2 separate regions of the Mus musculus genome follow, and region 1 is linked to region 2. Evidence: chromatin contacts called from ENCODE Hi-C or POLR2A ChIA-PET data. All regions are on one chromosome and are shown on one strand. The core of a region is the stretch at or near the end of the contact, and the rest is flanking DNA. Distances in the headings are between cores, read along the strand shown.

What was found. A loop is a pair of places that touch in the nucleus more often than their neighbours do. ChIA-PET counts read pairs that join two places held with the same protein, here RNA polymerase II (POLR2A).
Region 1: POLR2A ChIA-PET joins it to region 2 with 59 read pairs in embryonic stem cell. The contact joins two enhancer-like sites. A Hi-C loop is called at or near these places in 17 of 37 maps with a recorded cell type or tissue (CH12.LX, Patski, T-helper 2 cell and 6 more). POLR2A ChIA-PET finds 5 or more read pairs at or near these places in 5 of 5 experiments (Patski and embryonic stem cell).

Annotation. Positions count from the first base shown.
Region 1 is chr1:86,485,527-86,490,196 of GRCm38, forward strand. No RefSeq gene overlaps it. Among named protein-coding and RNA genes, the nearest start is that of Gm41907, 15 kb to the left of the region's middle. Within about 2 kb of position 2,082, at least 3 of the 3 ENCODE cell types and tissues checked have a DNase peak (open chromatin) inside an H3K27ac peak, as active enhancers do; they include gastrocnemius, heart and left cerebral cortex, where a contact is called at or near this core.
Region 2 is chr1:86,431,965-86,436,673 of GRCm38, forward strand. The region is part of intron 1 of Gm32700 (a long non-coding RNA gene); the gene reads right to left. Among named protein-coding and RNA genes, the nearest start is that of Gm32700, 7.2 kb to the right of the region's middle. Within about 2 kb of position 2,579, at least 3 of the 3 ENCODE cell types and tissues checked have a DNase peak (open chromatin) inside an H3K27ac peak, as active enhancers do; they include gastrocnemius, heart and left cerebral cortex, where a contact is called at or near this core.

The DNA.
Region 1 (4,670 bases), core at 832-3,331, 53 kb after region 2:
AGGAGTCTCTGTGCTGCCCAGGCTGTCCTGCAATTTACTCTGTACCCCAAGCTGGCCTTGAACTGAGAGATTTACATGCCTCTGTCTCCCAAGTACTAATATGAAAGGTGCGTGCCACCATTGTCTGGCTCCTTTTCTTTTTTAAAGTTCTATTGTTTAGAGACAGGGTTTCCCTATGTAGCCCTGGCTGTCCTGGAACTTGCTCTGTAGACCAGGCTGGCCTCGAACTCAGAAATCTGCCTGTCTCTGCCTCCCAAGTGCTGGGATTAAAGGCATGCGCTGCCCGGTTAACCCCCTTCCTTCCTTCCTTCCTTCCTTCCTTCCTTCCTTCCTTCCTTCCTTCCTCTCTTTCTTTCTTTCTTTCTTTTTTTTTTTTTTTTTTTTTTTTTTTCGAGACAGGGTTTCTCTGTACAGCCCTGGCTGTTCTGGAACTCACTTTGTAGATCAGGCAGACCTCGAACTCAGAAATCCCCCTGCCTCTGCCTCCCGAGTTCTGGGATTAAAGGCGTGCGCCACCACGCCCAGCCTAACCCACTTTCTTATACAACCCAGGACCACTAGCCCAGGAGTGTGTGTGTGTGTGTGTGTGTGTGTGTGTAGAGGTTGTACAGACCTGCTGTGTAGACCAGGTTGTCCTCAGACTCACCAAGATCTGCCTGCTTCTGTCTCCTGAGTGCTGGGATTATAGGAGTATCTAATAACAATTTTTATTTCTTTTGAGCTGACCTCTACCTGAGACCTGACTCTGCTTCCTAAACGCTTGTATTAATGGAAAAAACAAAAAACAAAACCATACCAGCTAATTGTATCTTTTGGGGGGTAAGGGGGATTGAACAAGGTTTGGACCACTCTCTGTAGACCAAACCTTGAACTACGAGATCTAAGAGATCCACCTGCCTGTGCCGGGTACTGGGATTAAAGGAGCGTGTTACCACTGCCTGGCCTAATTTTATTTTATTTTTTTTTGAAGATTTATTTATTTATTATATGTAAGTACACTGTAGCTGTCTTCAGACACTCCAGAAGAGGGCGTCAGATCTTGTTACAGATGGTTGTGAGCCACCATGTGGTTGCTGGGATTTGAACTCCGGACCTTCGGAAGAGCAGTCGGGTGCTCTTACCCACTGAGCCATCTCACCAGCCCCTAATTTTATTTTTAAAAGATGTTTTTTATTTTATGTGTATGGGTGTTTTCCCTGCACAGGTACCTATCTATGCACCACTTTCTTGCCTGGTGCTCAGGGAAACAACAGAAGGCAGTCTCTGATCCCTTGGGATTAGTAACAAGATGGTTGGTTGTGGGTGCTGGGAATAGTATGCTAGCCCTCAATAGTAAAAAGTGCACTTAACCACTGAGCCATCTTTCTCCGGACCGCTTTTATTTCCTTTTTTGAACATGTTTCTAAACTAGGGTTCAATGACCCTGAACTCTCTTGCCTCCACTGCTAGAAAGAATACTTACAGGTTATGGTTAAAATACTTTTAAAAATGGTTTGTCACCGCCTTCGGTGAAATGTCTCTTTAACAGAAAATGTATTTCTGTTGCTCAAAGGCATTCCCAAATCAAATTTGCAAATAGCACCTTGCAAAAGGTTGGGTCAGTTCGGTAACTTCTATGCCTTTGCCTTATCCATGGGAGTCTCACATCGCGATACAGGCACTTTACAAAGGGTTAAGCTACCATCTCCGTGCTCAAGGGGACCGTGAGAGGTAGAGAACTCGGGAAGCAAGAGGCGCCATGGGCTGCCCAGCAGGCGTGCGGGTCCCCACAGGCTCAGAAACGCTGCCAGCCGCGCCATTTAGGTCGCAGGAGAGAAGATGGAGGATGCTCATCCTCCCGGCGCGACCCGCGCCTGCGCCCTGTGTACCCGATGCGTCCCGTAAGGCCGTTAGAACAGGCAAAGGAGGTGAAAGGGAAAGGAAGGGAAGGGAGCGTAGGGAGGGACCAAGCCCGCGGTTCCGGCGAGCCCGGCTCCTGCGCCGAAAATCCGTTCCAGGTCGTCAAGACCTGAAGCCGCTCCACGAACCCCGGCCGCGCTCCGCGTTTTCCCTAAAGCCCTTTGTGTCCCCGCGCGCCTCTGGGAACGCGGGAACGCGCGCTGAGCTGGGCGCCTGCGCAAAGAAAGACACGCCCCCAACCGGGCGCCTGCGCAAAAGGGGGCGCGTGCAGGTCGCACGCCTGCGCAGAAACAGGCGCGCCCCTCCCGTACTTGAGGATGGGCGCCCTGCTCTGCCCCGCCCCTGCCCGCCATTTCGCGTTCCGTCGCCTCTCCTGAGCCGACGTTCGCGGCGTTTGTGTGATGGACGCCTCGAAGCTGGTACAACAAAAGCCGTCGTTGCTCGAGCTGCGCGGGCTGCGTGTCTTGCCTCTGGCCACGGCACCCAAGGACGGGGGAAGTGGGCGACTGTGCACACTCTGACATGGGTTTGCTAGTCAGCCCGTGCGTGCAGAACCTTGGCGCAGCCGCCTTCTCGTTGTGTCCATCCTCGAAGCCTGCACCCTCCTAACCTACATGCACAGCCAGAGTCGTGTTTGCCCTCTTCTTCTAAGTGTAGAGACTGACGGGCTTCCACGTATCGTGTGAATTCGTTGGGAGGATGTATTCGACCTAAGTGTGTCTTCAGTTGGGTTGCACCTCCTGGCTGATTATAATAAGGTCTGCACTCAACTTGTTTTTGAGTCTCGGGGAGCTGACTAGATTCACCGGTACCTTATTCTGTGTCTTGAGAGAAACTCTCGTTCGAGACATAGAATCCATCGTTCTTGACGAGTTAATATAAAAAAAAACCTAACCACCCGGTTCCCATTCCTTGTGGGATTCTATTTTAACTTTTGAGACAGGGTCTCCCCTGATTGCCCAGGTTGGCCTCTAACTATAGCAACAGCCTGCCTCTGTATCCAAAGTGCTACGAGAAAAGACGTGCGCCACTACTTCCGATGTACCTCTCCTTATGTTTAAGCTTCTCTTTGGGTACAGCTTTTGCACAAAAGGCATGCAGTGACGAGGAGAGTGGCCCCTGGGTGAATATTCAACTAAGGATGTCTTAATGACCCTGGGAAGGAGGTGGGTTCTTTTAAAAGGTCAAAAAAATGTGTTCTGGAGGAAGCTCTTTTGTGGACTGTTGTCGCCAAGCGTATATTTGGATTGAAAGAATCTAATGGGAGGCCCAGCAGTGGGGACAGTCATAGAATAGAGGGTGTGTGGAGAAAGACACGGGTTTGTGGCATCTCCAGAGGAGAGAAGCCTCAAGAGGTGAAGTGAGATTGAGTGCATCCCAGACCAGCATCCTTAGGAATAACTACTACAGTGTGTTCTCTCTCAACATTAACCCCACTGGTAGCCCTAGCCTTAATATAACCTTGAATGCATCCCGCTGATCCTTCCTGGGTGCTGAATTACACCACACCCAGCAAATAGTGCACATATACCTAACAATAGCTACCCTAAGAAGAGACCGGAAACAGATGGGTGTGGGGTCACATGCTTTGAATCAAAGTACTGGGAGGCTGAGGCAGGCCTAGCTCTGAGTTCCAGCCTGAATGGTCTACAAAGGTGTAACTTTTCACGTAGCTTCTAACTGATGGCCTTCTTTCCACACATATCTCCAATGTATCCTGGAGCGCCTGTGTGAGCAGGTCTCAAGTCCACAGATAGCCCTAATGTATCCTGGAGCACCTGTGTGAGCAGGTCTCAGGGACAGGACTCCATTGTAGGCTGTATCAGTCACTTACAACTACAGTGAAGTTTTTGTTTTGTTTTTTAAGATTTTTTTTATATCATGTATGTGAGTACATGGTCACTGTCTTCAGACACACCAGAAGAGGACATCAGATCCCATCACAGATGGTTGTGAGCCACCATGTGGTTGCTGGGAATTGAACTCTGGACCTCCAGAAGAGCAGTCAGTGCTCTTAACCACTGAGCCATCTCTCTAGCCAGTGTTTTTGTTTTACTTTAAGATTATTCTACAGGTGTGTATGTTTTGCTTGCATGTGTATATGTGTGTGCATAACTTGCATGCCTAAGTGCATGTGGAGGCCAGAAAAAGGCATCAGATCCCCTGGAACTGGAGTTAGGAATGGTCGTAGATCACCATGTGGATGCTGGGAACTGAGCCTGGGTCCTCTGCCTAAGGCAAGTGCTCCAAACTGCTGAGCTGTTCTCAACTCTGTCCATCCCTACCTCCATTAAAAAACAAACATCAAGCCAGGTGTGGTGGCGCACGTCTTTAATCCCAGCACTCCAGAGGCAGAGGCAGGCAGATTCTTAGTTCGAGGCCAGCCTGGTCTACAAAGTGAGTTCCAGGACAGCCAGGGCTACACAGAGAAACCCTGTCTCGAAAAACAAAAAACAACAACAAATGAAAACATTTATGCACTGTGTGTGTCCCTGTAGAATTCACCAGAACTGGCAGGGGTTGCTTCTCCATTGTAGTCGGGCTAAGGGATTGGACTTAGATTGTTAGGCGTGGACGAAGGTTACCAGGGAGCTCAGGTTGCTTTTTTTTTCCTCCAATTTTGTGTCACCTTGTGGGAGGATCCTTTTCTGTTACCAAGGTGCTTTGTTTTGTTTTTGTTTTTGTCTTTTTTTTTTTCAACCTACTCTGTAGCCTACCTAGACTGTTCTAGAACCTACCAAGTAACTGGGCCTTGAACTCTTGGCAATTCT
Region 2 (4,709 bases), core at 1,329-3,828:
GGCTCACAACCATCCGTAACGGGATCTGACGCCCTCTTCTGGAGTGTCTGGACAGCTACAGTGTACTTACATATAATGAATAAATAAATCTTTTTAAAAAAACAATATATAAAATGCATTTTTTGTTTGTTTCTTTTAAGATTTTACTTTTTTTTTTTTTTTTTTTTTTTTTTAGGTTTTTCAAACAGGGTTTCTCTGTGTAGCCCTGGCTGTCCTGGAACTCACTCTGCAGACCAGGCTGGCTTTGAACTCAGAGATCTGCCTGCCTCTGCCTCCCAAGTGCTGGGATTAAAGGCGTGTGCCACCACTGCCTGGCTAGTAATTTAAAATTTTAATTTTAAGAAACATAGGCACACACAAAACCAAAACATCAAAAATCCAACACACTAAAATTACAATTTACCAGAAACTTAATCTCCAAAAATAAAGGTATTTAGAGTTGGGACTTTGGATATGTAACTGGGATTCAACCAGGCAATGGGAGTCTCACTGTCATTTATCTGTTGAGTGACGTCTCACTACACAGCCCTGGCTGACCAGAAACTGCTATGTACACCAGGCTGGCCTTGAACTCACAGAGATCTGCCTGACTGTGCCTTCTGTGAGTTGGAATCAAGGGTGTGCGACACCACCACCTCCAGCCTTACGTTTGTCTCGCTTTGTTAAGAAAAGGAGCCTGAGCTAATAGGCTTGTCCTCAAACTTAGCCCTCACATCACAGTGAAGCAAGCAGGCTCCATGGATGTGGACTCCCCAGAGTCTAGAACTGCACCTAGAACAGGTGTCTAGTCTCTACAGATTTCCCTTGGAAGAACAGAAAACAAACTGAATCACTATTTAGCAGTGGTGAACTCTGGGACTTGGGCAGCTGAGCAGGAGACACCAGAATTCAAGACCAGCTTGTTCTACGTAGCAAATTCCAGACCAACCTCGGCTCTCGGGAACTTTTATCTCAAGAGAACACACAAAACAAAACAAACCCACAAAGTCAACTTTCTTCCTTCTTGGGATTTCCTGTGCTGTGTATTTATCAGGATCCTTCAGTAGATGTGACCTTGGTGTCATATGATGTACTTTGGGCAAAAACAGGACTGGTGAGTTGTATTGATCTAGGAAAGGATAATGGGAACATCTGGTGTTACCACCCTTCTCATGGGTTAGATCTCTCCCTTCCCACCGTATTCTGCTTTTCCTGCAAGCAGCTACAAGGTGTATATGTATTCATGTCTATGTCCCCCACTGCAGACAGGTGGCATCTTACCCTTCACACCTCCTCATGAAATGATCCTCAGCAGACAAAAATCACCTTTCCCTAGCCCGGCAGTGGTGGCACACAGCTTTAATCCCAGCACTTGGGAGGCAGAGGCAGACGGATTTCTGAGTTCAAGGACAGCCTGGTCTACAAAGTGAGTTCCAGGATAGCCAGGGCTACACACCGAAACTCTGTCTTGAAACACACGCCCCCCCCCCCCAAAAAAAAAATCAGCTTTCTCACAAGCAGGACCAGGGCCATACATGGGACCAGATGTAGGTCCAAGGCCAGGCGCAGCCCACGCATGGACCCTAGAGCATGCCAGCCACACCACATAAGCTTGTGAGTCCCTCCCACAGCTTTCCTTCGATAGTGTGCTTTGGAGACAGGACGTTTGGATCTTCTTCATCGCTCTGCCCAACTCCATGAACTAAAAAAAAATATTACTTTACATCTGAATTTTATATGTCAACCAATGAGGAAACAGGTTGTCTACCAACTTCTAGTATTAATACTTTCAAACTGCAGCTATAGGTGAGGAAAAATATCTCTCCACACATGAATTCAACCGGACTTGAACAAGACTAACTAGAAACAGGAGTGCCCCAGCCTGGGAGAGTAACTGGAAGGCTGGTGCCAAGAGGTTCTGGGTCTGTCACACCTGGTTTCAGGGTTTTGTATTCCGCCATGATGTGGAAGAGACACGGGGGGGGGGGGGGGGGGCGGCATTATAAGTACAAAGTCCTGTTCCTCCACTTGCCTAACCTGGCTTAGCTGCTGTGGAGGTGGGTGTCACTTGCACAAACGCTTTAAGTCAGGCTCAGGGGTGAAGGAAAAAACAAGACTTTGATAAATTGCAGGGAGCAGGGCCCTGTGTCTCTTCTCCCGAGGCTGGTGGCCAATTGCCCGCATTTCCTGGGTGACCAGGGAGGAGGGAGAAGAAAAACACTGTGCTGCCTCCCCTTAGTAGAACTGGAGCCCGGGCTGGGGCCTGGTGAGGAAACGAGGCTGGAACAGAAACTGGGCAGTAAGATGGGGTGAGGACAACAAAGGCTCTGTCTGCCAGAAAAATATCTGAGTGCTGGGCGCATCGGGCTACAAAGAGCTTTCTCCGGCCGGGCCAGCCGAGGGCAAGGCTGTCTGGCTGCGGCAGGCCAGGGGGCACCGCTCCCCCCACCCCACCCCCGCCCCCCAACCCCGCAAAACTCGGAGGCTCCCAACTTGGAGCCAGGCCACCAGAGGCCCAGCAGCCCCGCCCAGGCCCCGCCCCGCCGTCTCCTTGACGACCGTGACCTCAACGCCGGGGCGTTCCAGAGTCTGTTCCAGTTGCTACGCGACGGCCGGGTGACGTCAGTCCATTGAGTTTAGTTCCCCAGGCAACTGGCCGGACAGCTGCGCTGGGAACTATTTGTGTCTGTCCCTAGAGGGGCGGCGGAGCCTCCGGGGTCTGGCGCAGCTGAGGAAGCGCTCTCTGGGACTCGGGCGGGCGGTGGCCGCGACACAGAGGCCCTTTCAGGCTGCGAGGCCGGGCGGGGCGGGTCTGCGCCCCCGTGGAGCGCCCCGCCTTGGCTCCCTGCACCCTGCTTTTCTCCCGCTGCCCGGGAGGCCCCTGGGCCGCCTGGCTTTGTCCTGTTTTTAAACGCTCTCCTGCGTAAAGCCTGGAAGAAAGAGGCTTCTGTTTGTGGCATCCCAGTCCACACGTCCACCTTGGCCAGGACCCAGTATCGGTGGTGCTCAGTAGGTGCCCAGCATTGACATTCCCAGAAGGCAATTTCTACCCTTTTCAAGCTGCCAGAATCAGAACCCCTTGTCAGTTTCTGGTATTCGGCTACTGGGCAGTGCCTGAGTGAGGCGTCTTGGTGAGCAGATGGGCTAACAGAGCTTGGAAACCTTCATGGGAAAATAAAACGATGGTCCAGAAAAGATTCACCATGTACGAAATAAACCCAGTTTGGGCCACTGCGGGTGAACTACAGGTGTACCAAGTACGCGGTAAACTGAGGCAGATAGCATCAGTCAGAGGAGAAAGAATATGGTTCGAGTCTGGAGAGGAAGTGAGTATGTCAGGAGCAGAAAAACAGGCATGCAAAAATAAAGCAATGACCCAAATATGGGCGTTAAAGCCGGACAAAGCCCGTCGGTGCCAGGGGCTCTATATTCAGCGTGCCGTGACTATTGTCTCTGGTTTAGGTTACACAGTAATCCAAGCTTCTCCGAGGCTTCTCCCTACCACTGGCAGCCTTTTCATCCAGGTCCCTCACCATCTGTCTTCAGGGACCAACCATCTCCAACCTCCAACCCCCACACCCTACACCCTCCACACCCTCAGCCTCATAGGCCTAGCTCTGACTTCCAGACTGTCTGCTATTCAGTCTGCTCCAGGAGCCGTCCTACTGGTTTCTGTAAACTCCCGGCATCTTGGCTGCTTTTCAACAGCCAGTAGCTGCTGTATGACATAGACGCACGAGGTTCTGAGAGCAGGAGGTAGCTGTCTTTCACTGAGAGGCCTCTGGGCTGCCTTTCTAGGGCAGACTGATCTGCGGCTGGAACAGTTAGACTGGGGTTATCTTTTTCCCTCTAGTTGGAGCTTCACCACGATCCTGGCTTCACACACACACAAGGGCACTGTTACTCCCATGTTACACAACTTGAGGCCTACCTGGGCCCATGCCCACCCTTAACAGTGTCACCCTGACAGTTTCTCAGAGATCAGCCCTGACTCAGTATCCAGAGCTGGAGAACAGGACTATGTAATTTATGCAAAAGAAAAAAAAAATCCAAGGTTCCTTGTTCAGACAGACGATTAAGAATTTTAGGCGGGGAAAAAAAAAAGAATTTTATTCGAGCTGGGCAATGGTGGCGCATGCCTTTAATCCCAGCACTCGGGAGGCAGAGGCAGAAGGATCTCTGAGCTTGAGGCCAGCCTGGTCTACCTAGAGAGTTCCAGGATGGCTAGGGATACATAGAGAAACCTTGTCTAGGAAAAAAAAATAGTTTTAGGCAAGGTGTAATAGCATACATTTGTAGTCCCATCTCAGGAGGCTAAGATAGAGAATCATTTGAACCCAGCAAACAGAGACTTAGCAAAAATAAAAGAGGGTAGGGATTAGCCCTGGGTTCAGTCTACCGCACTGCATAAAACCAGGCATTGTGGTGACACATGCTAGTATTTCCATCCCTTGGGAGATGGAAGCAGAAGGACCAGAAATTCAAGACCATCCTTGGCTACATGTTTATGTGGTTGTAGCTTCCTAAGGCCATCGTCCTCTTTCTGATTCATCTGACTCTTCCCTCTGGTCTTCTGCACATACCCTGGGGTGGGGGTGGGAGTGGGGGTGGGAGCTCATCTTCCTCTTAGTCCGGTCCCGTCCGGCCCGGCATACTCCCATCCTGGGTAGATCCCACATGATAGGCACTATCCTATGCTATCTGATTCCTCTGCAAGACTGAAGAGGGAC